Linked DNA regions of Homo sapiens: region 1 is linked to region 2. The links are chromatin loops, found by intact Hi-C in ENCODE. Cell type or tissue: endothelial cell of umbilical vein. All regions are shown on one strand. Links, peaks and the distances in the headings refer to the core of each region. The heading gives the core; the rest is flanking DNA.

What was found. Peaks named below come from ENCODE experiments on the same cell type or tissue, not always from the same donor. Only the 100,000 strongest peaks of a DNase experiment are listed, where the experiment ranks them.
Region 1: a loop joins it to region 2, with 4 times the contacts of the local background. A loop is called at or near these places in 2 of 110 quality-filtered maps.

Annotation. Positions count from the first base shown.
Region 1 is chr10:122,177,943-122,192,608 of GRCh38, forward strand. The region is part of intron 7 of TACC2 (transforming acidic coiled-coil containing protein 2); the gene reads left to right. Among named protein-coding and RNA genes, the nearest start is that of BTBD16, 86 kb to the right of the region's middle. RefSeq lists enhancers at 780-1,317, 2,394-2,931, 14,596-14,666. In endothelial cell of umbilical vein, for the core only: no CTCF peak of the experiment used is centred there; a DNase peak (open chromatin) is centred at 5,519; H3K27ac peaks cover 1,774 bases.
Region 2 is chr10:122,106,659-122,121,324 of GRCh38, forward strand. All of the region lies in intron 5 of TACC2 (transforming acidic coiled-coil containing protein 2), which reads left to right. Among named protein-coding and RNA genes, the nearest start is that of TACC2, 120 kb to the left of the region's middle. In endothelial cell of umbilical vein, for the core only: CTCF peaks have their summits at 6,128 and 6,763; DNase peaks (open chromatin) are centred at 5,473, 6,163, 7,123, 9,923 and 2 weaker places; H3K4me3 peaks cover 2,271 bases; H3K27ac peaks cover 4,683 bases.

The DNA of each region.
Region 1 (14,666 bases), core at 2,147-10,146, 71 kb after region 2:
CCAAGATCGAAGATGGACAACATTTAATATACAATGATAGGATAGCTGAGCTCACCTCTGGATATCTTAGACTTTTTGGGCTGCTACAACAAAATCCCATAAATTGAGTGGCTTATAAATAACATAAATTTATTTCTAACAGTTTTGGAGGCTGGGAAGTCTTAGATGAAGTTAGATTTGGCTTATGGCGAAAGCCTGCTTTCTGGCTCATAGCACCTTCTTGCTGTGTCCTTGCATGGTGGCAGGAGTGAGGGGTCTCTGTACGGCCTCTTTTATAAGGGTTTTTTTCTTTCTTTCTTTTTTTTTTTTTTTTGAGACAGTCTTGCTCTTGTCGCCTAGGCTGGAGTGCAGTGTCGTGATCTTTGTTCACTGCAACCTCCACCTCCCAGGTCCAAGCGATTCTCCTGCTTCAGCCTCCCTAGTATCTGGGATCACAGGCACACACCACCACACGTGGCTAAGTTTTGTATTTTTAGTAGAGGCAAGGTTTCCTCATGTTGGTCAGGCTGCTCTCAAACTCCCGACCTCAGGTGATCTGCCCTCCTAGACCTCCCAAAGTGCTGGGATTACAGGCATGAGCCACCGCGCCCTGCCAGTTCTTCGTTATTTCTGATGTTTGATCAGCGCATCCTGTGCTGAGTTAAGAAAACAGGATAAAGGGTCAGGCGCAGTGGCTCACGCCTGTAATCCCAGCACTTTGAGAGGCCAAGGCAGGTGGATCACTTAAGGCCAGGAATTTGGGACCAGTCTGGCCAACATGGTGAAACCTCGTCTCTACTAAAATTACAAAAAATCAGCCATGGGGTTGTGCGCCTGTAGTCCCAGCTACTCGGAGGCTGAGGTGGGAGGATCACCTGAGCCTTAAAGTTTGAGGCTGCAGTGAGTGGTGATCAGGCCACTGCACTCCAGGCTGGGCAGAGTGAGACCCTGTCTCAACAAAACAAAACACAGGATAAACCCCTACTGTTTTTAAAGCAATTTACATTACAATTCCAAGTGAAACCAGAAGCATGACTTTTAAGTAGCAGGAACATTGAGATAATGGAAAACTTGGAGCCTTTGAGAAAACAAAGCACAAAGCTGCTCTTGAACACCTTGCCATGAAAGTAACAAAACGCTGAAGCATGTTTATAAGTCAGGGCTGAAAATCATGATGAAGAGGAAAAGCCAGGTGACTGCTGTCAGTTTCAATACCTTATCCTGTTTCTTTTATCATGAAATTGAGTAGTTCGTCAGCAAGAAGGTCAGGTCTGAGCATCTATTTAAACTCTTAACCTTGAGACTGTGATGCTTATGTGATGTGGGAAATTGTATCTGCTCATTAGAGCTCTGATATGTAATTGAAATCTGAGATTACTTATCTGCCTTGTCGTATTTAAACCACTGATTATGGCTCTGACATTTTTGTTACTCTTCAATCAACCAGTATATAAAGGATTCAGAATCTCTTGGAATTAAGAAAAAGCTATTATCTTCCTGGTATCAATTATAGCGCAAGTAAAAAGCAATGCCTTTTTTAGCCAAAACTTTGCAAAAGTACATGCTGGGATCTCAGATCTTTCCTTGATGCCCTTCACTTTAACCCCTACTTTTATGTGTGACACAAACCCGGCCACTTCTCACCTTGGAGGCGAGCAAGCTCCATACCCTTCTTCCACTCCTGCTCCTGCTGCTGTTGTTACAGCTGTCAGAATGGCCTTCTAAAAACAACTCAGGGGCCAGGCCTGGGGGCTCATGCCTGTAACCCCAACACTTTAGGAAGCCGAGGCAGGAGGATCACTTGAGCCCAGAAGTTTGAGACCAGCCTGGGAAACATTGGGAGCCCTTGTTTCTACAAAAAATGTTTTTAAAAAATTAGCAGACGTGGTGGCTTACACCTGTAGTCCCAGTTATTTGGGAGGCTGAGGCGACAGGATCACTTGAGCTCAGTAGTTTGAGACCAGCCTGGGTAGCATAGGGAGCCACCATCTCTACAAAAAATAAAAAAAAAATATAGCCGGGAGTGGTGGCGTGTATCCATGGTCCCAGTTACTCAGGAGGCTGAGGTTCAGAGGATCGCTTGAGCCCAAGAGGTCGAGGCTGCAGTGAGCCATGATTGCGCCACTGCACTCCAGCCTGGGCAACAGAGTGAGACGGTGTCTCCAAAAAAACAGGCGAGTCCTTTCCCCGTGTAACCCTCAGTGGCTTTCAGACTCCTCATGGGTCTCAGCGAGGCCAGGTCATTGTCATTGTTACCTGCTTCTTGGGTCTCCTGGCAAACTTTCTCCTCGTTGCCTGCTTTGTTTTCTTAAATGGCCTGAAGCCCATTCCTTGAACCTGCCACCCTCCTTCCCCCTCCCACCTCAGGGCTCTTCATCTTTTTGTTCTCCCTGCCTGAAACTTTCTTCCCCCCAGTTCTTTTTTTTTTTTTTTGGGTTAATAGTCTGGCTTTGTCGCCCAGGCTGGAGTGCAGTGGCGCAATTTCAGCTCACTGCAAGCTCCGCTTCCCAGGTTCACGCCATTCTCCTGCCTCAGCCTCCCGAGTAGCTGGGACTACAGGCGCCCGCCACCACACCCGGCTAATTTTTTTGTGTTTTTGGTAGAAACGAGGTTTCACCATGTTAGCCAGGATGGTCTCGATCTCCTGACCTTGTGATCCACCTGCCTCGGCGTCCCGAAGTGCTGGGATTACAGGCATGAGCCACCGCACCCGGCCTCTTCCCTCGAGTTCTAATGACTGACTCTTTTTTCACTCTTCATGTCTCAGCTTTGAGAAGCCTCCCTTCCCAGGGAGTGCAAGAGGAATAACTTATTTTATTTTTTATTTTTTTTGAGACGGAGTCTCGCTCTGTTGCCGAGGCTGGATGGAGTGCAATGGCGCAGTCTCGGCTCACTGCAAACCTCTGCCTCCCAGGCTCAAGCGATTCTCCTGCCTCAGCCTCTCCTGCCTCAGCTGGGATTACAGGCACGCGCCCCCATGTCCACCTAATTTTTATATTTTTAGTAGAGACAGGGTTTCACCATGTTGCCCAGGCTGGTCTTGAACTCCTGACCTCAGGTGATCCACCCACCTCAGCCTCCCAAAGTGCTGGGATTACAGGCATGAGCCACCGCGCCCGGCCAAGAGGGAGAAATTTTAAGGCATCCTAGAGCCTAGAACAAACAATGCCAGCCAGCCCTTCTTCTGTTTGGCTGATTACAGTTTCTCTCTTGAGTGGCTGTGAATTAATTCAGTAAATATTCAAGTGAAATTTATTGCTTAGTTTTACAATTCCTCGCCCACAGCCACTTTAGCAGTATGTGTCTGTGTGTGCATGTTGGAGGGGGCATTGTTGGATGTGTGGGAAGAGCAAGAAAATCACATTCTTTTTGCATCGCTCTGTAAACTCATGAATCATTGGTACAGCTGTCCCCTGGCTACTGGGAGCATGGCCGTGCTTTATGTTTCTTTATTGTGTTAAGGTGAAAGATGCAATAATTTTGGTGGTAGAATTTTAACACTTTGAGGACTGGAGCCAGTAAATACCTTCTAAGTGCCTGGGATTGTGCAAGGTGCTTTACAAATATAAACTCAGCTCTGAAAGCAACCCATCTACTACCTACTGTTGCCCATTGCATAGACAAAGAAACTGAGGTCCAGGGATGTTAAGTAACCTGTCCAAAGTTACTCACCTCTCATGAATTTGGAACCAGATCAGTTGATGCTCATATTTGATGGCTGTGGTGCTGTTTTCTCCTACAAGATGTCAGAATCGTGTAATTCGTATATTAAGTGCTTTAATTTAGACTTTATCATTTCAGAATTTTTAATAAGTGGGTTAAAGAGTGAGTTGAGGATGCTGCATTATGTATGAGAGAACAGTGTGAAAACATCGGAAGCAGGAAAAGCACATTTTCAAGGCATTGAACAATACTTATTCCCTACAATTAGTGTGCTGTTTACCAGCTATTCTTTTTCTTTTTTTTATCATGTAAAGAGGTTAGAAGAAAGGAACAAAAGATTTAAGTCTTCCTTCCTCGTGATTGTACTGCTTTATTGCACTGCTTGCAGACTGCAGTAGAAAATAAGCTTTTAAGACTTTCTAGATTTTCAGGCTTTCTACTAAGCTGTTGTAGCTTCTCCATCCCACATCTGGGTTTGCTCACTTTATTTCTATGTGCCAAATCATGATTGAGACTCGTTGAGACACACAGTAGACCACAGGTTGCCATATTTAGCAGAGCAGGGAAAGAACTCTGGAGAGTTTGCCTTTTTGATTAGGGAGAAACGCTGTGGGAGGTATTTGTTGAGCAGCTACTCTGGGCAGGACCCTGAGAACTATCAATTTTTGGATGCGTGAAATAGACCAAACATGAAACCTGCTCTGGACGCAGGTTCTCTCTGAATCAGGCAAAGCTTCAGGCCTCTGAAGGCCTCATTCAGGAGCATGTTATCCATGGCAGGGAGGGTGTGATGCCTGATTAAAATTCCAGCTGCTTGGCTCCCACCAGGAGCTCACCACGATTTCTGAGTTGCTTGGGATTTAGCCAACTGGTTTGCAAACTGCATGTAAGGTGTGTCTGTGTTTGTTAAAAACAATGACTTCTCAGCAGGACTCAGTAATGGGTTTCCACGGAGAGAAACATTACCAAGAGATGAATGCAGGGGCGTGATTGTCCTGTGCACTAAGAGCCTTCAAATCCTTTCCCCATATTTGCAAGGTGTTGAAGTACCGCTTTTAAGGCAAAACTAAATGACGAGTTATAAAGTCAAAACACGTGAGCTTTAATTATTGCTGGAATAAGCGGGATTCTCATCAGCAGGGCAGCTTCCAGATGTGCTTTTCTTCATTTTGACTAGATAGGGAGAAGAGTGAGGGGGCATGGCGTGGAGAAAGAAAGGTAGATATACAAGAGGCGGAGACTCAGGCGCAGGTAGAGTCAGAGGCAGGTTCAAAGACACACAGAGACACATAGGTGAAGATACATTCGATGTAAACAGCTTAGGAGCCAGGTCGGGCCTGGTGGCTTCTAAGCTCATATCTGTAATCCTGGCTCTTTCGGAGGCCAAGGTGGGTGGATCGCTTGAGGCCAGGAGTTCGAGACCAGCCTGGCCAAGATGGCGAAACCCCATCTCTACCAAAAATACAAAAAGTTAGATGGGCGTGGTGGCACGTGCCTGTAATCCCAGCTAGTCGGGTGGCTGAGGGATGAGAATCACTTGAACCTGGGAGGCAGAGGTTGCAGTGAGCCAAGATTGCGCCACTGCACTCCAGCCTGGGTAACAGAGTGAGACTCTGTCTCAAAAAAAACAAAAAAACAAACAAAAAAAACAACAGGGGGTGGGGGCTTAGGAGCCAGGATTCTAAGGCCATACCTGCTCCTGCTCTGAATCCTGTGGCCTCCTGTTTGCAAGAGTCCACCCTGAGATTAGTCATCCTCTCAGTCTCCCGTTGGCTCTATGATGGTGTTGCCCTTTGCCCAGGATGTGAGTAATGAGAGTAACAGAATTCAGGGTTGACCTGACTTTCCTGCAGAGGTCTGGGAAGACCTCCATGTGACAGCCTTCCCATGTCACTCCCTGCGGGTTCCAAGAATCTCAGGCCTTTGCAGCTGGGATGGCATGGCATAGACATGTGAGACACCCCCTCCTTGTTTGTATGAGCGAAAGGGCCAAAAGAATAGGGTGGAGGTCCTGGCTGGCTGCCCCCGTGGGCTGCTATGGATCTAGATGCAGAAACTCTGCTGATTCGTTCCCCTGGAGGAGAGGTTGCTCTGGGAAACTGCAGCTGCCAAACCTACTGGAGACTGATTTGCAAATAAGGACTCCAGCCTGTTCACATACAGGAGCCTCCGTGAGTGGGGAGGGCAGTTGGGTCAGGCTGAGGCTCAGAAGACACGTATGCCTGTCTTGGCTCTGCCCTTGCCCCTGAGTGGTTCTGAGCTCTCAGGCAAGATGCTGAACCGCTTGGCTCCAAGTTCTCATCCTCAGAACCCAGGAGGACTTGAGCATCTTGAGAGTGGGAGCTTATCTGTCTGGTTCACCAGCCCAGGTGCCCGCAGGTGATGGGGAATAAATAGGTCCTTCTGAAACCGTGAATAGTCAGGGAATGATACCCATGTGCCTCTCCTGTTGTAAGGATCAGTCATGAGGAAGCTCTGAGGGACGGTAACATGTCAGCTGAGGTGAGCGGCCGTGGGGTTATTCCCATTCCTGACACTTCGCAGCCCCTGGCTGAGGCACCCCCATCCTGGTCCTTGGGTACCTGCCTGAGAAACCACACTTGGAATCGGAAGGACACTTGGTGAGTGTGGAACATCAGCCTCCGATGCAGAATGGATGTGTCTTGCTGGCTGGGGGAGCACTTGGAGGGGGTCCCCGAGGCACCCCTGATAATACAGCCTGGGGGTGGGGGGGTGCCCTGGTGGGTGTGTCTTCCCTGGCCAGTGCAGAGGGGGACAGCTACATTTTTGTCACTCCTCTGTTTCTTCCAAACTCCTTGTTGGCTCCTTCCCTTAATCCATGTTGCCCTGGACAAAATCCAGCTAACCGGATCCCAGCTGGGTTCCGTGTATTGTATCCAGGACCTGGATGAGATTTGGAAGAACTTGCTGAGCACATCTGGGGAGACCCCTGCGTCCCCAGCAGTGTGGCTGAGCTCTGCCTTGTTGGGGCCTGCATCCTCCCTTGTACGAAGGCAACCTTGTTGCTGGTACCCGTGTTTAAATATCTTTTTCTGACTTACATAAACAGCACCTATGTGTTGCTTTTATGTGTGTGTGTCTGTACATAGACATCTGTGTACGTGAATATACATATGTATTTAGGTATCTTTGTGTAAGTTTATATATAATTATCTGAAATAAGCTCATATTATATACACATTTCTTAATTTGCTGGGTTTTTTTTCCTACTTATCACCTAACTGGGAGTTATCCTGATTGTACATGCAATCCCACTCACCTTCGTTAACAGCCATTATGTTACTGAGGGGTGATAGCGATGGGGGGTCTGTCCCCTGCCAGGTGCTTGGGGAAGCTCTAGTGGTTGGCCAGAGCTGACTGCTCTTTGATTTCTTGCATCTTCTTTATGGTTTTTCCGTCTCCTCTGTCACTTATTCTTTTTTTTTTTTTTTTTTTTTTTTAGTAGAGCTGGGATCTCATCATGTGGCTCAGGCTGATCTGGAACTCCTGGGCTCAAGCAATCCTCCTGCCTCGGCCTCCCAAAGTGCCGGGATTACAGGAGTGAGCCACTGTGCCTGGCCTATCACATACTCTTTTCTTTCTTTTTTTTTTTTTTTGAGATGGAGTTTTGAGTTTTGCTCTTGTTGTCCAGGCTAGAGTGCAATGGCGCGATCTTGGCTCACTACAACCTCCGCCTCCTGGGTTCATTCAGGTGATTCCCCTGCCTCAGCCTCCTGAGTAGCTGGGATTACAGGCACATGCCACCATGCCCAGCTACTTTTTGTATTTTTAGTAGAGATGGGGTTTCTCCATGTTGGCCAGGCTGGTCTCGAACTCCTGACCTCTAGCGGTCCACCCGCCTCAGCCTCCCAAAGTCCTGGGATTGCAGGCATGAGCCACCGCACCTGGCCATACTCTTTATCAGTGCTATCTATGTGCCTGCCTCCAACATTACCCTGCCCCTTCTCATTTAATTTGGATTCTGAAACCAGATACCAAACCTATTAGACTAGACTGTAAGAGAAGGCTAAGTGTGTTTTTTCAGAGAAGACCAGGTGGAGCTTTTTATTGAGTAATGTGCAGGATCCTTTAGTGCAAGCTCTGTGTCACATGACTTGGTTGAACAGAAATGTTTGTGTTTTCTGGGGTCCTGGTTGTGTTTCAGATGGGTAAGGGGGTACTGGTTTGCTTGTTAAGTGGCTTGTGAATAGGTAGGATGTTACTGTAATTCTCCTCTCTAGAGAAAATACAAGGACTTTAATGACAACTTGTTGAAAGCTCCTTCTGTGTCTTTTTGAATTCAGTTTTATATTCTTTTCTTATTAGTATTCATAAGTAACTCATTTTCCTTTCTTCCTTTTTTGAGGTGGAATTTCGCTCTTGTTGCCCAGGCCGGAGTGCAGTGGTGTGATCTCGGCTCACCTCAACCTCCACCTCCTGGGCAAGCTATTCTCCCGCCTCAGCCTCCCGAGTAGCTGGGATTACAGGTGCCCACCAGTACGCCTGGCTAATTTTTGTATTTTTAGTAGAGACAGGGTTTTGTCATGTTGGCCTGGCTGGTCTCAAACTCCTGACTTCAGGTGATCCACCCGCCTTGGCCTCCCAAAGTGCTGGGATTACAGGTGTGAGCCACCACGCCTGGCCAAGTAACTCAGTTTCTATTATATTTTTTAAGAATCTCACTTTAGTGGTCAGGCCCAGTAGCTCATGCCTATAATCCCAGCATTTTGGGAGACCGAGGCAGGAGGGTCGTTTGAGACCAGCAGGGTGTAGTGGCACACAGCTGTGGTCCCAGCTTACTCGGGAGGCTGAGGCAGGAGGATCTCGTGAGCCCAAGAGTTTGAGGTTACAGTGAGCTGTGACTGTGCCACCGTACTCCAGTCTAGGTGACGAGCAAGACTCAGTCTCTGGGGGGATAAAATGAGTTTATTTATTTATTTATTTTTTGAAACAGAGTCTTGCTCTGTCACCCAGGCTGGAGTGCAGTGGCATGATCTCTGCTCACTGCAACCTCTGCCTCTGGGTTTAAGTAATTCTCCTGCCTCAGCCTCCTGAGTAGCTGGAATTACAGGTGCCCGCCACCATACCTGGCTAATTTTTATATTTTTAGTAGAGATGGGGTTTCACCATGTTGGCCAGGCTGGCCTCGAACTCCTGGCCTCAAGTGATCTGCCCACCGTGGCCTCCCAAAGTCCTGGGATTGCAGGCATGTGACACCGCCCCCGGCCAAACCTGAGTTTTAAGATTCCAATTTAAGTTAATCAAGGAGTTTAGCTACAAAGAGATTTTGGGGAGATCTGTGTGCGAAGGCAAGGAAACCAAAAGGGTGGTCCGAGGCTCTTTTTTCTTTATTTCTCCTGACACTTGATTCAGTCTGGCCTTTCTCCAGGAAGGCGTAGCAGGATCTAGTTACAAATCGGTGAAATCATGAGCCCAGGGTGTGGGGGCCGGCTTAGTGTCACTCTGCGCTTCCTGCAGTGGGCCCTCAGCCACTAGAAAGTCACTTCTCTTTTGCGAGGAACCTGGTATTGTCACAAATAAGCCAATTTCAAAACTAAGTATGTTTGTGTTGGGGAGTGAGGAGTGAGTTTCAGCAGACACATGTATGCACACCCACATGGGCACAGTGCCACACTGAGCCCCCTTCATTCTGGAAGCAGTCCCTTGGCCCTGGACCTGGTTGTGTGCCCCTTGAGGGGAGGATGAAGTTGACCTCAGCACTACCCGGAGCTCGCCCTTTCTTCGGTACACTCTGGTGTCCACAGGTGGCCTGGCTTAGCACCAGCCACAGTTTGTTCCTGGCCTCCAGGGTCTCTTTCCTGTCCAGCTCAGCAGCTTTGACCAAGTAAAATAGAGGACTTGGTCTGCTTGCTAGCAGAATTACATTTCCCCAAATTTCTTTTCTTTCTTTCTTTTTTTTTTCTGAGACAGAGTCTCGCTCTGTCGCCCAGACTGGAGTGCAGTGGTGTGACCTTGGCTCACTGCAATCTCTGCCTCCCAGGTTCAAGTGATTCTCATGCCTCAGCCCCGTGAGTAGCTGGAATTACAGGCGCCTGCCACCACGCCCAGCTAATTTTTGTAGTTTTAGTAGAGACAGGGTTTCTCCACCTTGGCCAGGCTGGTCTGGAACTCCTGATCTCAGGTAATTCGTCCCACCTCGGGCTTCCAAAGTGCTGGGATTATAGGTGTGAGCCGCGGTGCCCAGCCCTTATTTCCCCAAATTTCTAATGCTTGGAGGCCAAGGGCAGATCAGAGCTGCAATAATAATGGGGAGGCATTATCCTTATGGTCATTAATATCCCCATTTATGTGACAGTCCCAGGGCCTGGGAGGTCAGGTGTCTTGCCTAAGGTCATGTGCTTGTCAAGGGGAGCTGGGAGGCATCCTGTAGTAGACTATGGTTGTTTGTGGACTGCTTGCCCTCCCTTCCACATCCTGCCTGCCTTTTGGGGAAGTCTGTCTCCCCATTCTGTTGAGTCTCAGCAGGTTGCTCCTTTGTTAAGGTTCCCTACCCTCTTCCAGCCAAGAGACCCAAGAGGAGCCAAGTAGATACTCCCTCCCTGGAAGTTAAACCGTGAGCTGAGATCCAGAAAATGGTTGGAGGACTGAAGTGCCCTCATTTCTGTCTCTTCAGATGTGGTTCCTTAGCCTCCTTGGGTTTTCAGTAAATCCCATTCTTGCTTTAGTTTATTTATTTATTTATTTATTTTTTTGAGATAGAGTCTCGCCCTATCATCCAGGCTGGAGTGCAGTGGTGTGATCTTGGCTCACTACAACCTCTGCCTCCCGGGTTCAAACAATTCTCTTGCCTCGGCCTCCCAAGTAGCTGGGACTACAGGCATGCGCCACCACGCCTGGCTAATCTTTGTATTTTTCTTTTTTTTTAGTAGAGATGGGTTTCACCATATTGGCCAGGCTGGTCTTGAACTCCTGACCTCAGGTCATCTGCCTGCCTTGGCCTCCCAAAGTGCTGGGATTACAGGCATGAGCCACGGTGCCTGACCATGCTTTAGTTTAAATTCAGAATTGGGTTCCTGTTTCTTGCAACTGTATTCAATTAACACCTGGCCATAACCCAGGCATGGGACTCCTCAATCTGCAGTGCTCTTTCCACTTGGTCATGCTGCTGCTATAACCTAGCGATGGTCAGGACGGCGATGGCCAGCGCCCCGGGAACCCCAGTAACATCACAACATAGCCACGAAGTGATAGCTACTTGATTCTGAAAATAGGACCTGCTGGGAATCTCGGGGTAAATGTGTTGTCATCTGCTTTGATTTTTCGCGAGGCAGCCGTAGGTGTCAGCCTGGAAAATTCTAGCAGCCTGGCTTGCCAGAGCTAGCTTGGTGTTTGTTCATGGAAGGCAGTACCTGGCTGGCTGCTTCTCAGTCACCTGACCGTCCAAGATGGGTCTTGGCATTTGCTTGTGTTGAAATCATGTTCTTATTTAGCTAAATATTGATACAACAGAGCAATTCCTTTTGTATATGCAGGATGGATGAATTGAAGTGAAAGATCAGTTTGTCAGCCCTTAAAAAAAATGACCGGTCTGATCATACTGTTTTATGCCAGCGAGGTGTGTGTGTGTGCAGAGATTGGGGAGGGGAAAGCTTTTATTGGCAAGACTATCTGAAGGTCTCATTCAGCGGAATATTTTGTTGAATAGAATCTAGCATGCGCAGTTTCAAAAATATCCATTTACTCACAGAGTCCTCAAACCCTTACACAAGATGAAGAGATGAATGAGACTGTCTGATCTGTCGCCGAGGGCTCAGTTTTGTTTCTGGAAGGTCTCCCTCTCTCTTCAGGGATGGCAGCTGCTCTTTCAGCCTGGACAATGCTGGCTGGCTTTCCCCGACCAGGGCTTTTGTCCAGAGCTGTTGCTTTTACCTGGGCTTGGTCTTCAAGGGAAAAAGAGGTGGGAGGAGGAGGGGAGCTCAGAAGAAGGAAGCCCCTGTCTTTGGCCTGCACTGTGTTCTTTCACTCTGAGGAGTGGTCCCAAGACCCTCCCTCCAGTTCCCAGATCACTTTCATGTTGGGAGCTGCAAAGTGGAATTCTAAGGAATTGACCTGGATTCGAATATGGAAGTATCCTCTTCCCCTTAAGCAATGCTCAAGAAGGAATTGTTTCTTGATAATCAGGTAACATTCAAATGTTATATAAACTTTAGATTTCCAGGATGAGTGTTGTATTTAGAGCAAAGGCTCTTGTTTGGAGGCAGTGCTCCATGAAGGTAGGCCTGGTTCTATGGAATTTCCAGCTCTAGCTGTCATGAATGGGCTGGTTACCTTGGGCGAGCCACTTTAGCTCTCTGGGCTTTAGCTGGGATAAGTGTGTTGGAATAGGATATGATCTCTAAATTTTCTTCCAACTTCCAAGATTTTATGGCCTTTGCAATTTATTATTTCAAGCCCTTAAATTATCTCCAGTAAAACTTGAGCAAATGTAACCATTTAATGATATACTGGGAACCATATCTATAGTACCTCTTTATTACAAGATGCTTATGTTTTAGTTAGAGATATACTCACATGTTCACATATGGGTGTATATATGTGTGTATGTGTATATTATGTATGTGTGTGGATGCTGATCTTAAACTATTTTGTTGTCGTAGTTCATAGAAGTAAAAACCTGAAAATATTTAAACCAGATCACAAATACAGGGAAATAGGCTCTTAGGGTCTGCATTTTCCAGCTACCTGACTCTTGCTTTGGGGCCAATTTCCACGCCCTTCTTTCACACGGTGTGTCAGCTGTGGAGGTGTTTAATTCAGCATTGTGTGGAGCAGAGCTTTTCCGACTGTGCTCTGTGGGACTCTAGAGACCAAGAAAGTACTTGAAAAAACGTTTTTAAGCCGAACTAGTACACAGTCGAGGAGCTCGGCAGGGTCCTGTTTTCGTGGCCAGCACAGTCTGTCCCCACCTGGGGTTACGTTGTTCCCTCTTTCCTGCTTGGTTGTACACACCGCACTGTGTGCTATTGGATACCATTAGCACATTGATTGCCTGGTACGGATAGATTAATTCGGTTGGTACAGCTGGTTGACCCTCCTGCCCTGTCTGCCTTATTAAAAATTATTGCATGAACACAGGACAGGCCGTTAAAAATCAGGGGCTGTTTGTGATGACTCATGGGTGCATCTCAGGACTCTTCCCAGTGATGTGCAGCGGGGGGAGAAACCAACGGGCATCCGGCTACCTCATGTCTCCAGCCCCCAGTGTCAGGTTTTTGAGTTCCTCCAAACAACTTAATTGCTCTCGATGATGGACCTTATACAAGCATATTGTAAATTGCTATTACATTACATATCGTAAAATGCTATTACAAGCATATTGTAAATTGAGCTTGCTGAAAATGTTTGGAAGCCACAGATGTAGCGAAAAGGGCACAGATTTTAGAGACAGGCAGTTCTGGATTTGAGACTTAGCTTCCATCATTTAGTAACCATACGGCCTCTGGCAAAGGAATTTGCACCTCTAATGCCTAATTGTCTCATCTGTAAAATGGGCCTGCTGTCTGGCAGCCAGGACCCTTTTTTTTTTTTAAGAGTCGAGGTCTCGCTCTGTCATTCAGTCTGGAGTATAGTTGTGCGATCATAGCTTGCTGCAGTCTCAAACTCCTGGACGAAGCGATCCTCCTGAGTCTGCCTCCACGTAGCTGGGATTACAAGTGTGCACCACGATACCTGGCTAGGCAGGACGTTTCTGAAGACCTTAGATGTGTGTACAGTGGGCCTACTCCTGTGCCCGACACATAACAGTATATTCAACAAATGCTGGTAATTATCATGCTTTTCATGCTGAGAATTAAAGTGTTACAAGCCAGGGGTGTCCAATCTTTTGGCTTCCCTGGGCCACATTGGAACAAGAAGAATTGTCTTGGGCCACACATAAAATACACTAACACTAATGATAGCTGATGAGCTGGAAAAAAAAAATCACAACAAAATCTCATAGTGTTTTAAGAAAATTTACGAATTTATGTTGGGCCGCATTCAAAGCTGTCCTGGGCCGCATGCAGCCCATAGGCCGTGGGTTGGACAAGGTTGGTTTACACTATAGAAATATAGATATTTTATTGCATTTGCATATTTACTTCTGTGGTGGACATAGCATATGCATAGTCTGATAAATATATTTGCCTATAATTTAGAGATATTTCAGCAGATTGTAATGACAACATTTCTCTTTCTGCTACATTTTTGTAGCAAATTAAATTAATTTTCTTTTCTTTCATTTTTAAAATGTGTGGAGCCTTAACAGAATAATTTCTTGTACTTTGGGTTTTTTCTAGTAGGAAAAGAAATATCAAACAGCCGGTGGGAATTGTGCTTATACACTGGGCCTCCAAAGTGCTGCTTTATTTTTATGTACAGACTCGTTGGGGGTGGACTGCCGAAATCCTTGCTCTTAGAAATGTATTTGAGCCCCTGGGAAACTGGATAGGGAAAAAAGAGCTAATTAAAAAAGCTGCCATCCACCTCCTCTAATTAACTTGCTGTCTGCTCCCAAGAGAGGGTTCAGAAATATGAAAACAAGACAGGCAGCACCGGAAGTGAATGCCATTCTCGTGGTCTGTGGTGGTCCCTGGTGTTTTGATGCAGAGATCGTTCATAGTAAACAGGCAAGGGACCACAAAGAGGCTTGGTGTGCCCTGGCCCACCCCATGCTCTGCCTTCCACACAGGGCGATCGTGAACGGCGGTCCCTCTGAGCAGGTGCACAGGCTGGGCAGTTGCTGCAGCGGAGAACTCATTGGAATTCAGGGGCTAGAACCGAGGGGCATCCGGCCCTCCCTGTTGCTTGCTTGTGCTGTTGAGAAAGAGCAGAGCCCTTTGTGCTTCAGAGCCTGCTGTCGCCAGTGCCCAGGAATGCAGAAGCCAGGGGATGGACGAGTACTCAGGCTTTCCTCGAATCTCTGCTTGAGTGGGGCAGCCTCGGGGCCTCCGGACGCTGGAGAAGCTCACAGCATCTGTGGCCGGTGGTGCAGCTAACTTTTTTGGTGACATTGAAAGAGATTT
Region 2 (14,666 bases), core at 2,548-10,547:
CTTTCTGAAGCCTTAGGTTTAGTATCTACCATATGAGTGCTTCTCAGCACCACAGTTGACAGCCCTTTGAAGATGCTTTTGGCTACAAGTAACAGACCACCCAATACAAGAAAGCTTCAACAATCATAGGTTTATCATTGCACCAGCAGGAAGTCCAAGGTTGTGTAATTCATTAGTTCAGCGACATCATTGAGGAAAGACCCAGGCCCTTTTCATTTTCCTCTCTACCCACATTCAGTGTGTGGCCAGATGCTCCCCTCATCGTTTCAAGCTGGCTGCAGCAGCTCCAGGCACTGCGCCCTCGCATGACAATGTCAAGAGGCAGGAAGACCCCTGATGGTCAGGAGCCATGCTGTCTTGTGTCTCTTCCAAAGAGTGAGAAAACTATCTCCAGAAGGCCTGCTGATTTTCTCTTCTGTTTCATTGGCCAAGGGTGTGTAACAGGACCATGCCTAACCCAATTATTTAAACAAAAGTAAGGAAACAAGGAGGAAGAACAGCAGTTTTGAAAGCAACCAATAATGCTGGCCATAAAACTTCGATTCAATTTCTCCAAGTGTGCTCTGAAAAGCATCTCCATCAGAATTATCTACAGGCTGGGTGCGGTGGCTCATGCTTCTAATCCCAGCACTTTGGGAGGCCGAGGCGCGTGGATCACTTGAGGTCACACGTCTAATCCCAGCACTTTGGGAGGCCGAGGCAGGTGGATCACTTGAGGTCAGGAGTTCGAGACCAGCCTGGCCAACATGGTGAAACCCCGTCTCTACTAAAAATACAAAAATTAGCCAGGTGTGGTGTCAGGTGCCTGTAATCCCAGCTACTTGGGAGGCTGAGAAAGGAGAATCGCTTGAACCTGGGAGGCGGAGGTTGCAGTGAGCCCAGATCACACTGTTGCACTCCACCCTGGGTGAGAAAATGAGAAGATTCTGTCTCAAACAAACAAAATAATAATAATAATTTTTTAAAAAAGAATTATTTAAAATATGCTTGCTAGAATGCACATTTCTTTTTTAAAACATATATATATATATATTTCAATAGGTTTTTGGGGAGCAGGTGGTGTTTGGTTACATGCATAAGTTCTTTAGTGGTGATTTCTGAGATTTTGGTGCCCCTGCCACCTAAGCAGTGTACACCGTACCCAGTGTGTAGTCTATATCCCTCACCCCCCTCCCACCCTTTCCCCCAAGACCCCAAAGTCCATTATATATATATATATATATTTTTTTTTTCTTTTTTCTTTTTTTTTTTTTGAGACGGAGTCTCACTGTTGCCCAGACTGGAGTGCAGTGGTGCGATCTTGGCTCACTGCAAGCTCCGCCTCCTGGGTTCACGCCATTCTCCCTCCTCAGCCTCCCGAGTAGCTGGGACTACAGGCACCCACCACCACGCCCGGCTAATTTTTTGTATTTTTAGTAGAGATGGGGTTTCACCATGTTAGCCAGGATGGTCTCGATCTCCTGACCTCGTGATCCACCCGCCTCAGCCTCCCAAAGTGCTGAGATTACAGGCGTGAGCCACTGTGCCCGGCCAATTATATAATTCTTATGCCTTTGTGTCCACATAGCTTAGCTCCCACTTATGAATGAGAACATACAATGTTTTGTTTTTCATTTCTGAGTTACTTCACTTAGAATAATGGTCTCCAATTCCATCCATGTTGCTGCAAATGCCATTATTTTATTCCTTTTTATGGCTGAGTAGTATTCCATGCGCGCGCGCTCTCTCTTTCTCTCTCTCTCTATGTGTGTGTGTGTATATATATATGTGTATGTCATATTTTCTTTTTTTTTTTTTTTTTTTTGAGATGGAGTTCTAGTCTTGTCACCCAGGGTGGAGTGCAATGGTGCGATCTTGGCTCACTGCAACCTCTGCCTCCCAGGTTCAAGTGATTCTCCTACCTCAGCCTCCTGAGTAGCTGGGATTACAGGCACGTGCCACCATGCCCAGCTAATTTTTGTATGTTTAGTAGAGACGAGGTTTCACCATGTTGGCCAGGATGTTCTCAATCTCTTGACTCATGATCCACCTGCTTCGGCCTCCCAAAGTGCTGGGATTACAGGTGTGAGCCATCGCCCGGTCTTCTTTTTTTCTTTTCTTGAGTCTCGCTGCGTCACCAGGCTGGAGTGCAATGGTGCGATCCCGGCTCACTGCAGCCTCTGCCTCCCGGGTTCAAGTGATTCTCCTACCTCAGCCTCCCGAGTAGCTGCGATTATAGGCACGCGCCACCACGCCTGGCTAATTTTTTGTATTTTTAGTAGAGATGGGGTTTCACCACGTTGGCCAGGTTGGTCTCAAACTCCTGACCTCGTGATCCGCCCACCTCGGCCTCCCAGAGTGCTGGGATTACAGGCATGAGCCATGGCGCCTGGCCTACATTTTCTTTATCCACTTGTTAATTGATGGGCATTTGAGCTGGTTTCATATTTTTTCAGTTGCAAATTGTGCTGCTGTAAACATGCATGTACAAGTATCTTTTTTCATGTAATGACTTCTTTTCCTCTGGGTAGATAGCCAGGAGTGGGATTGCTGGATCGAATGGTAGATCTTCTTTAAGGAGTCTCTACACTGTTTTGTATAGTGGTTGTACTGGTTTACATTCAAAGTGTTCCCTTTTCATCTTATCCACACAAGCATCTATTATTTTTTAATTTTTTGAGAGTACATTCTTGCAGGAATGAGGTGGTTTTGATTTGCATTTCCCTGATAAAATGCACATTTCTGAACCCCTTTCCTGACGTACTGAATCAGAATGCCCGGGAGCCAGGCCCAGGAATTTGCATTTTAACATTAACCCGGTGAGTCTTATTGGCACTGAGTTTCAGTCCCACAGCCTGGGGTTCGTGGTTGTCTCCTATTGATATTTTCATGTCATAGATGTCCCTTCAGCAATGCTAGTCCTGTTGAGCAGAGGCTGGGGGCCCAAGAAGAATGAAGACTTTGACTTCAGAAATTCCCTTTCCAGCTCTTGCCTTTAGAGATTCAGACAGAAATATTAACTGATGCAGTGATGCTATCTGGCATTTGCTTCAAAACAATCTGGGTAGCAGAGGGAAAGTGGGATTGTGGATAAAATGGAATTAGCCATAATTTGATCATGTTGGATCTGGGTGTTATACATAGGGTGCCTTATCCGGTTCTCTCCACTTAAGTTTTTTAAAGTCTGCATTCCAGGGGCTTGCTCTGTCGCTATGCCGCCTTTGACCCTGGGTAAGTCCATCTCCTTCTTTGGGTTTCAGCATAAGTTCTCTATAAAATTAGTGTGTTTTCACATTTTCTTTTTTTCCCCTTCCCTCCGAATGAACCTCTTCTCCAAACAAAATCTTATGTAGAACTTAAAGATATGACAAAAGTCAAACAGCTCTCTTTGCAGGTGCTATGGATGCCTTTAAGATAACTCCAGAAACCCTAGGACTCTGCAGAAGATAGTTTAGCAGCTACTGTACTAGGGCCTTGCTGTAAACACATATATAGACCACCCTGATGCAGAACCATAGCCTGGTACTCAGGCAAAAAGAATCCTTGGGAAGTAAAGATTCAGCCATGGATGCAATTTCTAAGGCACGTGTTGCTGCCTGCAAGTCAGTCTTCAGTAGATTCCAGGTATCCCAAGACCGCACAAGCCTGCATCTTTCCTCCTCTGTACCATTACTGCATTGTTACCCTGACTTGGAGCAGGAGGGGATGGCAGTGCACATTTACTGTAGCTCTAGGTTCACTATCCAGGCAAGATTTCTGGTCGTGGCTAGGATCAGAGATGTGTGGGTTGGCCGAGAGTTTCTGATATCGACGTATTTCTGTCGTGTGGCAGGATTTGAGGCTCAGTACTGTATGATATTAGGAGCCCCTGACTTCATCTTCTAATGAGTTGGTCCTACATGGGACTATGGCTGTGTCCGAATGCTGGCTGCCCAAGACCACTGCACTGCCTGAGTTCAGTCATTCCTCACAGAGGTGCCGAGGTCAGCCTTCCTCGACCAGAGTGGTTCTCCTGCAGTGAATGACCTTAGACTCTGGAGATGTGAATGAAATCCTAGCTATCTTCTTAAAATCCTTCAAAGAAGGGATTAAGTCACAGTAATAACCAGGTACCTACTGCATTAGTTTCCTGTGATTGCCATAATAAATTACCACAAAACTAGTAATTTTGGCTTAAGACAACACAAATTTATTTTACTAGGAGCTGTGTAGGTGAAATGTCTAACATGGGTCTCACTGAGGTAAAATCAAGGTTTCGGTAGTGTTGTGTTCCTTTCTGGAAGCCCTCGAGGAAAAATCCACATTCGTGCTTTTTCCAGCTTCTAGAAGCCACTCACATTCCCTGGCTCGTGGTCCCTTCCTTCATCTTCAAAGTCAGCATCTTCTAATCTCTCGCTCACTGTGCTTCCATAGCCACATCTCTTTCTCTGACTCTCTTCTTCCTCCTCCTTCCAATTAAAGGACCTTCATGATGACATTGGGTCCACCTGGATACTCCAGGATAGCCTCCCTACTTTAAAGTCAGGTGATTAGCAACTTTAATTCCATCTACAACCTTCATTCCCCTTGTCATGTAACTTAACATATTCACAACTCCAGGGATGAAGATGTGGCCATCTTGCCGGGGCCTTCCTTTTGCCAACCATACAGACCTACCAGTAGATTTCGAAACAGAGTGGCACCTTCCTCTGTCTTGAAGGATGTGCATCTGTCAACTGGGAGGGGCTGTTTCACATGAACGGGATGGCACCTCAAGTTCATCTTAGCTCGTTGCCCAGTTGAGGTGCTGGAGCTTACATGGTGGTGAGTGGTGTATGTTTTTACCACAAATGGATATGACCCACAGGGCACAAGAACCTTTTGTTTTTGTTTGAGACGGAGTCTCGCTCTGTCGCCAGGCTGGAGTGCGGTGGTGCAACCTCGGCTCACTGCAACCTCCGACTCCCTGGTTTAAGCTATTCTCCTGCCTCAGCCTCCCGAGTAGCTGGGATTACAGGCACACACCATCATGCCCAGCTATTTTTTTTTTTGTATTTTTAGTAGAGACGGGGTTTCACCATGTTGGCCAGGATGGTCTCAATCTCCTGACCTCGTGATCTGTCCACCTCGGCCTCCCAAAGTGCTGGGATTATAGGGCACAAGAACCTTGAAGACTGGGCATTTCCATTCTCTCTTCACCGACAGCAGATGGTATACATTTAAACTAGCCTATTTGGGTCTCAGTTATCATACTTGTAAAATGGACACATTAATACGATACGAGGAAACCTGTGATAAGCATGTGAACAAGGAATCTATTTAAGTTTCCATAAAAAATGTGACTCTTAGAAGCACTGCGTTATTTAAAAAACAATATTTTCGCAGAAGGCAGTAACAGTCTATTTCTTTATTCTACAGAGAATCCTCATTAGGGGCTCGTAAGATCTGTTTCTTTAAGAGGAGGAAAGGAAGTGCTGAGTAATTTCTGAGTCTCATGCCCTTTGGTCCCTGAGTATATAATCTATAGCAGTGCTTTCTGTGACACTAAAAATGGGAAGCCTGCTGTCTATATATAGTCACGGGCTCTTCATGATTGGGGCCTAGCTGCAGAAATTTCTAGAGAAAAGGTGATATGCCATGGTGTTGGCAGGTAAGCACCACTTCTGGGTGTGAGGTCCATGTCAGTGAAGGAGTTAGTTAGGCCCTTAAAGGAAAACAGACCTCACATGCCAATAGATACATAACTCCTAGAAATATGGCAGCTGGAATTGGTTTGGATTTAGCCTCTGCCGACTTCAGAGTGTGCAACAGCCAAATAGAACGCACGTCAAGTTTTGCAAACTGTCCAGCACAGCCCGCGCTGTTTCTGTGGTTAAGCGCCATTAATACCACACAGGTGAAGAAAAAAGGGCCGGAATTTGGCTCCAGGAACAAGCGAGGCACCATTTCACCCCCAGCTTCTTTCTGAGGCTCCTGGGTAGCCTCAGGCGGGCAACGGCCCCGCAGAGGAAGCGCGGGCCGCCTGGCCGGTACTTGACCTTCCCAGTCCGTTCTCACGCCACAGCCTTCCCGGCGTTGCCATGCGTAGTGGGAAGGCCGTGGACAAACTAAGAACAGTAACAAGTTGTCATGACTCAGAGACTCCTGGAAGTCTGCAGCGCCTCCAGGAGCAGCGGCCGGGCTGTGCGTCCATCGGTCCGTGCGTCTCTCGCCTGCCGCTCTGCGGCCGCGGGCCCCTCGGTGCGTCTGGGCGCGCCCGGCCCCGCGCATTCCTGGCCGGGGAGGAGAGCGCGGCGGGCGCCCTGCGCGAGCAGCTGGCCGAGCGCTGCCCCGGGTCGGAGAGCCCAGAGCTGGGGGAGGAGCCTGGCCCGGCAGCCGCCGCTCGCCCAGTCATTGGCCTTTTGTGCTGCAACTTTTCCCGAGCCTTTCGGGGAGCCACGCCGGCCCTGCGCCGTTGTCCCGGGAAACTTTGCGTCCCAGGGCCGCACCGGACCGTGGTGACCCCACGCGCCGCGCCGCCACCGGGCTCGGAAAACCCAGCGCCCCCGGGCTCTTTGGCAGTTGCGACTCCGAACGAAGGCGGCTCCGTGCGGGCCATCCCCTATCTCCCCGGGCGGGTAAGTGCCGGGGCCACGGGCGGGCGGCCGGGGTCAGAAGATGGGCGCCCGAAGGACCTTGGCCCCCAGACAAAGGCGTACTGGAAGTGGCCAAAGCTCATTTCGGCTTTCCCCGGCAGGGACTGGCCGAGGGTGGAAAAGTGGCTAACTGCACATTCGGTCCCCTGCTGGCAGAGGAGTGTGGCTGCGGGGAAACCGCGGGCCCCAGAGTGTCTGCCCAGGAGCCTGGTTCCCTTGAGTGGGAGCGCGGGGGTCAAAGCCCGTGGTTCGGGGCGCGCGCCAGTGGCTGGGATTCCCGCTCGCGGTTGGGGTCCCCGCGCGTGGTTGTGGTTGGCGCCCGTGACCAGGCTCCCTGCCAGGGTTGGGGTCCCGCCCTTGGGGGCCTCCGCGCCTTCCCACCGGGCTCTTTCCCAGCTCGTGTGGTCCTACTGGGTCGCGTGGGGGCATCCCCGGCGGGCCACGACGGCGCGTGGACTAGCCATAAAACTCTGCGCTGGATTTCCTCCGAGTTTGGGACTTTTAAATTCTCGAATAGTTACGTCAGCAGGGCCGAGCGCACTTCGGGGATCCGGCGCAACACGTGACCCGCCCGAGCGTCCCCTCCGCGTCCTTGGCTCCCGCCGCAGAGTGCGCCTCTGCCTCGGGGTGTCCTCGAAATCCAGTGTCGGGGCGCTGGGATTTGCTGCCCAGGCTCCGAGCGCCGAATACACCACGCTGTGGCCAGGTGTCCTCTTCAATCCTGGTCTTTTCTTAAAATGGCTTCATCATCATCACTGTTACTGTTGTTGCTATCTTCAGGCTCTGTCAAATGCTGGGACAGGAGAATGTGATAGCGGGTTGAAATACAGCTGAAATAGACATTGTGGAGGGGAAATGGAAGCGGGGCCTAAGGAGGGGCGGCTGGAGAGGATGGGGGGCCCTCGTGTCACAGGACGTGGGACATTGAGGATCCTAGGGCAGTTTCCTGTGCTATGCCAGAGGAAGGTGCGGCTCTGTTACCGGAGAGAACTCTCCCCATTCTTACTTCTCTGATTCCTTATTGAGGCCACATTTTAAAAGCCGTTTCCATGATATCTGGAAATGACTTTTTTTCCGGGACTGTGACGTGAGGCAGTGTTTGGTCTGTGAGATGCACGTGCAGATTAACAGTTGAATCTTAAGCAGTGTTTTTAGGGTTGACAGTTGATGGAACTTAGAGGAAGGGTTTTGTTGAAAATTGCACAGTGAGTTCCCTCCCGGAGCAGCTGGCTTTCCCTTCTCAGGCCAGGCGGGAGGGCCTCCTGAGAATGGGACCAGTTGAGCCAGGCGGGTGAGTGGATTCCCACGGGGCTCTTTCTCACAGGCTCTGCCTGGGACTAATTCTCCGGGAAGGAAATCGGAGCAGCAAATAGGCCAGCAGCCACCCTCCTTGTGCAAATGCCACAGCAACTCAGCTACCCAGAGTCACTAGTCTCTCATCAAAAGTTACATCCCAAGCCTCAGAAGTGTGATCATGGAATATGACCTGCTTGTATTATAGTTATTCATATACCGGTGTTATGGAACTGCCTTATGGAAATCTTCAGGTCAAATGCTGCCGCCTCTGTGGAACCTAGACAGGATTAGCCCCTTGTCTCTCCGTTCCAGCCGTCCTCTTTTCTCTCTTAAAAAAATAATGTTCAAGAAACGTGCTTGAACATTTAAAATATTTTAGCAAGAAGGAAAGTTAAAGATCAAGGTTTCGTTTTACAGATACGAAAAGAGAGACTCAAAGAAGTCCAGGGTCTTGGCCAGGGCCACACATCAAGGTAGGACTCCAACCCCAGACCGCAGACACTTGCCCTGGTGTTCTCTGCGCCAAGTCCTGCGGCCTCGTTGGTTTTATTCGGCTTTGTATCCTGGTTATTTGTGTTTGATGCTTTTATGGAGACAGACACTGCTTGAGGAAGGATATGTCTGGTTCACAATGCCACGCCACAAGAGTAACACAGAGCCTGGGAGGTAGATGGTGGTTGAATTGAATGACACAGCCCCCACCTTCAAGGAGGTAGGTAGGTGAGTGTGTGTGTGTGTGTGTGTGTGTGTGTGTGTGTGTGTGTGTGTGTGTGAGATACCTGAGCATGCACATATGGGGCAGGCTTTGTGGTGAAGGATAATGCCCCAGGAGGGGATGTCTGGAAATGTGGGAGGATATTTTTGGTTGTTCCAGTGACTAGGGAGGGAACTGCTATTAGGAGGATATTTTTGGTTGTCCCAGTGACTGGGGAGGATGCTATTGGCGTCTAGTGGGGGAGGGCTAGGGTCACTCTCATGTGAGAGTCCTGCACAGCAGAGAATTGCCTCACCCCAATGCCAATAGCATCTCAATAGAGGATGCTGCCAGGCTTTGAGGAATCATGAGAGACAGTTCTAATTGGGAGGATGAAAGAAAGGGTCTCTGGGCTTGCCCAGCTCTGGGCTGTAAGCGTAGATGAGACTGGAAGAGAATGAGGGCTTGATGGGGAGCACCTGTGTGTGTGTATGTGCATATGTGTACATGCATGTGTGGGTGTATTTTTTTTTTTCAGGACTTGGTTCCATAGCCAAAAGCGAAGCGTTCTTGGATTTACTGTAGCTGGGGTTTAGCAGGTCCTTGCAACTTTTGCACAGATGATCAGGAGGTGGTTTAGGAAGCTGGCAATAAAATCAGTAACTAGTGCTGGCTAGAGGAGCATAGAGATGGCTGCAGGGCTGGGTGCCCTCATTTATCCCCTTGTGACCAAGGTCTGTGAAATCCATTTTGGTGGCTAGCTGTGTTTTTTTTCTGCCTCTCCCCTATTGAGGTCGCAGTCCTTGGTTCATAACCCCAGTAATCATGTTCACATCAACTCCCTGCGATGACAGAACATGTTGAGGATTATGAAATCATTCAGGAGAAACGAGAGGCCTGAGAAGGAAGACCCAGGGAAACCAAAGTTTGCAGAGCAATGCATCTGAAAAACAGAGGAGCAAGTGAAATTCTCCAGGGAATGTAGAGCAGCCGACCCTTTGTAATGGAGGTGTCATTTCAGATGTGTTGAGTGTCAGCTCTGTCCCCATCCCTCTGTCCGCTATCCACAGTGTTATAGAGTTTCAGTCTGTCACTTTGCAAGTGTATTCATGGCTGCTAATTGAGATAAAGCAAAGTCCCCAAGACTTATTTTCCTTAGGTTGGGGAAGGGCAGTATTGAGAAAGCCCAGAATTTATAGACAAAGATCCTATATTGGAGTTCTTGCCCTACCCCTTACCAGCTGTGTGACCTTGAGCAAGTCGTGACGTTGTGAACTGTCTGAGTCACCTTCCTTCTCGTGGATGGTGGGGCCGCTTATCCCTGCCCACCTGGCTCTCGAAGCTGGGGAGGCCAGTGAAGTCATGCACATGAATATACTTGATAAACAAACTGTAAAGGGCTGTGCAAATGGAAAGTCAGTGGTGTTCATATTTTTCATCTGGTTATGATTAAAAGTACTGATTTAGGGGAGCTCAATTTCCTAACACCTGCTGTAGCCTGTGTGCATTAGTGTTGTTTTTAAATGCAAACCAGGAGACATACTATGAAACGCAGTTCTTCCTTATTTAGAAGCTGTGTATTGACTCTGCCGTCCATGAGCTGGTTGTCTCGGCTTCCTTTTTGTTCATCCTACCTTGCTTTGCCACTCTCCTTTCTTTCTTTTTTTTTTTTGAGACCGTCTTGCTGCATGAGTGAGTGAGTGCAAAGCCCTTCACACAACACCTGGCAAACAGAAGTGCTCACAATGTGAGTGGCCCTTATGACTGCTATTATCATTAATACTTTTATTGTAATGATTTAAATTTGTTACAGTATTTCATATATATTCAAATTTTGCCACCAGCAGCAAAATCAGCATGCTCACAACATTAAATCAAGTCCCTCAAATCTCAGGGCCGCAGTTTCTCCTCTGCTCCTGGGAGAGGTCAACCTCTCTGGTCTTAGAAATCTTTTTTTTTTTTTTTTTTCTTTGAGACAGAGTCTCGCTCTGTCACCAGGCTGGAGTGCAGTGGCGTGATCTCGGCCCACTGCAACCTCTGCCTCCTGGGTTCAAGTGATTCTCCTGCCTCAGCTCCACAGCAGCTGGGACTACAGGTGTGCACCACCATGCCCGGCTAATTTTTTGTATTTTTAGTAGAGACGGGGATTTGCCATGTTTCCCAGGCTGGTCTCGAACTCCTGCTGTCAAGTTATCTGCCCAGCTCGGCCTCCCAAAATGCTGGGATTACAGGTGTGAGCCACCGCACCCAGCTGCCACCCTCTCTTTTAATTGTTCATTTATATTTTGCCTAGAAAATAAGTACAAACACACGAATATGGGGCTCTTGTTAGGTCTGCTGACCTGGGGAGAAATAAATGGAAAGAGAAAGCAGCTGCCCCATTGGCTCATCTCAGGTTATTTACAGTCCCGCTAATTCTTGTCATTCTGTGGTTGTGTCCACGCTTGGTCCTCTGAGGTCCAGGAGCTATTCTAGTGTCTGCATCATTTAGAATAGAAGGCTCCTGGCTAGCATTCTTGCACTGAAGCTCCTTGAGGGCATGGGGGGTTGGTTTCATATCATGACTGTTCCCCCAGTGGGGCACATTCTAAATTGACAAGAGACAGTAAGCAGCTAGGCCATATGGCCATCAATAGGATCTTTTTTCTTCCTCCTTTTATACCCAGGACACCCCTCCCTCCATCCCTTGGGCTTGCTGTGGCTCCTACTTTCTGGCTCCCTGCTTCACACAGAACAGGAAAAGATTGAACATTACCTTTGTTTTTCTCTTTTTCTTTTTTTTTTTTTTTTGAGATGGAGTCTTACTCTGTTGTCCGGGCTGGAGTGCAGTGGTGCCATCTCAGCTCACGGCAACCCCTGCTTCCCCGGGTTCAAACTGTTCTCCTGCTTCAGCCTCCCAAGTAGCTGGGACTACAGGCATGTGCCACCATGCCCGGCTAATTTTTGTATTTTTAGTAGAGTTGGAGTTTCACCATGTTGGCTGGGCTGGTCTTGAACTCCTGACCTCAGGCCATCCGGCCGCCTCGGCCTCCCAAAGTGCTGGGATTACAGGTGTGAGCCACCGCGCCCAGCCTGGACGTTACCTTTCTTACCTTGACTGAAACTGGTTCATCCCAGCAACTTAGCTGGCCCAGGACTCTGCATTCTGGAACTCCCAGGTTGTCTTGTGGTCAGCCGTGTGCCAAGGTCTCTCTCTGACGGCTAACAACCCCTGCGTCATTGCTCTCTGCATCCTCAGTACCTTGTATTGTGTTTGGCAGAACAGATTTTCGTCAGTTCTTGTTGAATCAGTTAATGAATCGTCTCCTCTCTTGAACTATAGGCTCTAAGGCTTTGCTTTTTGTTCAGGGTCTAGACCTGGTTGCATTGCAGGGAGAGGAAATGGAGGTAATTTTGCTGCTTGTGTGGTTTTGGAATCAGGGAAAATCTGTAACTCTGCTAAGATGCTGAGGACTGAGTGACATTTTTTTAAACACCAACTAAAATTTTGCCTCATCTATATAAGAATACTGGTGGCATTTGTTGAGACTTCAGTTTGTTGTTTGTGGGCTGAGTGGCCTGTTCTCAGCCTGAAAAAGTTAGAGAGGAAGCTGATTGTGGCCTGAATTAAGTGTTAGCTAGACAGATCTGGTGGCAGAGGCTATTAATATCATTCTGTTAGTGCTATTTTCCATGAACCCATACTGTGTATTGAGGACCTGTAGTGAGATGATGCTATGCTTTACATGTTTTTTAAATTGTGATTAAACAAACCACATAAGATGTACCATCATAACCATTTTTAAGTGTACAGTTTGGTGGTAAGTATATTCATATTATTGTGAAACATCTCCAGAACTTACTCATCTTGCCAATCTGAACGACTGTATCCATTAAACAACAATTTCCCTTCTTCCCTTCTCTCCCCAGACCCTGGTAACACTATTAGACTTTCTATTTCTACATATATTTTTTCCTCTTATTTCTTTTAACAGTCTTTCAAGTAATGCATTTATCTCCATTTTACAGGTTCAGAAACTGAAGCTCAAAGAGGTTAATGAACTTGCCTAGGGCTTATAAATGGCGAGTAAGTGGCAGAGCTGGATTCAGGCTCAGATCTATGTCCAGAGTCTGTGCTCTTTGTACTATACTTGCTGCCCCTGCCCACCTAAGCCCCTGGACCCTCCATGTGATTTCTGTGCCCAGTGTTCTGGTGAGTCAGCGCACCTGTGGATTTGGTGCACTGGCTTTGGGCATCCTCAGCTGAGATCTTGATCCCAGAGGGGCTGGTCCGTTCAGCTGGCTTTGTGCTGTTTTGATCAGGAGGACAGCTACACTTTCACTCACCTGACTGTATAGCTTCTCCCAGCATCTGGCTGAGTTTATTTGTCATCTTTTGAGAAGAACATCAGGCTGGGTATCGTGGCTCACTCCTGTAATCCCAGCATGTTGGGAGGCCAAGACGGGTGGATCACCAAAGGTCAGGAGTTCAAGACCAGCCTGGCCAACATGGCAAAACCCTGTTCCTACTGAAAATATAAATGTTAGCTGGACTGGGTGTGGTGGTATGCACCCGTCATCTCAGCTACTCGGGAGGCTGACGCAGGAGAATTGCTTAAACCCGGGAGGCAGAGGTTGCAGTGAGTCAAGATCGCGCTGCTGTACTCTGGCCTGGGCAACAGAGTGAGACTCCTTCTCAAAAGAAAAAAAAAAAAAAGAAAAAGAAAAAAAGGAAGAACATTGGCTGCCGGCTCCCTGCCTTGTCCTCCCGGAGTAATTTCCTCTCCTTTGAGCTTGCCGTAAAATTCGGTCCTTGGGCTCATTAATCCCAAAGGATGCGGAAACAACAGTAGTCCAATTTTAAGAGGTGATTAAATTGTGTATGAGGAGAAGGTTCCCCCTCCGTCCTGCAACTCGCCCGTCCTCACAGTAAGGTCTCCTGGGGAGCTGGAGCTGTGAGTCAGCAGGTCACCCCCTGCCTCCCGTCCTTAACTCCCAACCAGAAGCTGCCCTGCTCCCCCGCCTGGCCTAGGGGTTGGGCCAACGTGGGCACTGCTCACAGCCTCCTCCAAGCTGACCTTTCTCAGCCAGGAGACCCTGGGTTTCAGATCAGAAAATTGTTTGGGCTGGAGGGTACCCTAGAGAGAATAGTCGAAACCCTCATTAGGTGGAAGAGGCACCCGCAGCCCTGGGAGGGGAAGGGTCTTATGCCCCCACCCCCTGGTGGTTAGAGCCACCGCGGGTGCCCTGGCTGGTTGCGCACACCCTCTTCCTAGGGAGGCAGCACCCACTTGGCTCTCAGCACGCCACTCCCTCTTTGTCGCACATCATGAGTCGACGCTGCTCTGAGGCTGTAGGGTCCTTCGCTGAGAGAGTCAGAGCAGCTGGGATGGAGCTCAGCCTCGTGCGGCCTTGGGGAGAGGGACTTTCTGCTGTCACATTGCTCACAGTGATGAAGGGCCTGCATAGAGCCTGGCGCATGCTAGGTGCTCATAAACATTGATTCCCTTCACTTGTTGCCACCTGTATTCATTCTTTCTTTCTTTCTTTTTTTTTTTGAGACGGAGTCCTGCTCTGTCGTCCAGGCTGGAGTGCAGTGGCGCGATCTCAGCTCAGCTCACTGCAACCTCCGCTTCCCGGGTTCAAGTGATTCTCCTGCCTCAGCCTCCCGAGTAGCTGGATTATAGATGCGTGCCACCATGCCCAGCTAATTTTTGCATTTTTTGGTACAGAGGGGGTTTCGCCTTGTTGGCCAGGCCAAAATCCTGACCTCAGGTGATTTGCCCTCCTTGGGCTCCCAAAGTGCTGGGATTACAGGCGTGAACCACCACACCTGGCCCTGTATTCATTCTTAATCCACACCCCAGTTGATATTCACATAGAGCCTGGGGTGCCTGAAGGAGCAGCCTGTGCACCTGAGACTCACACCTGGATGTGCAGGAGAGGCGGGAGGGAGGGTCATGTGTACTTTGAAACAGTACATTCTGTATTTTGTGTTTGGGAAACAGTACATCCTGTAGTGTTTGTCTTAATGACGCCAGCATTTGTGGAGCACTTTGCGTGTGCTGGGCACCTTGCTACAGAAACATTCGCATGACTGGTCA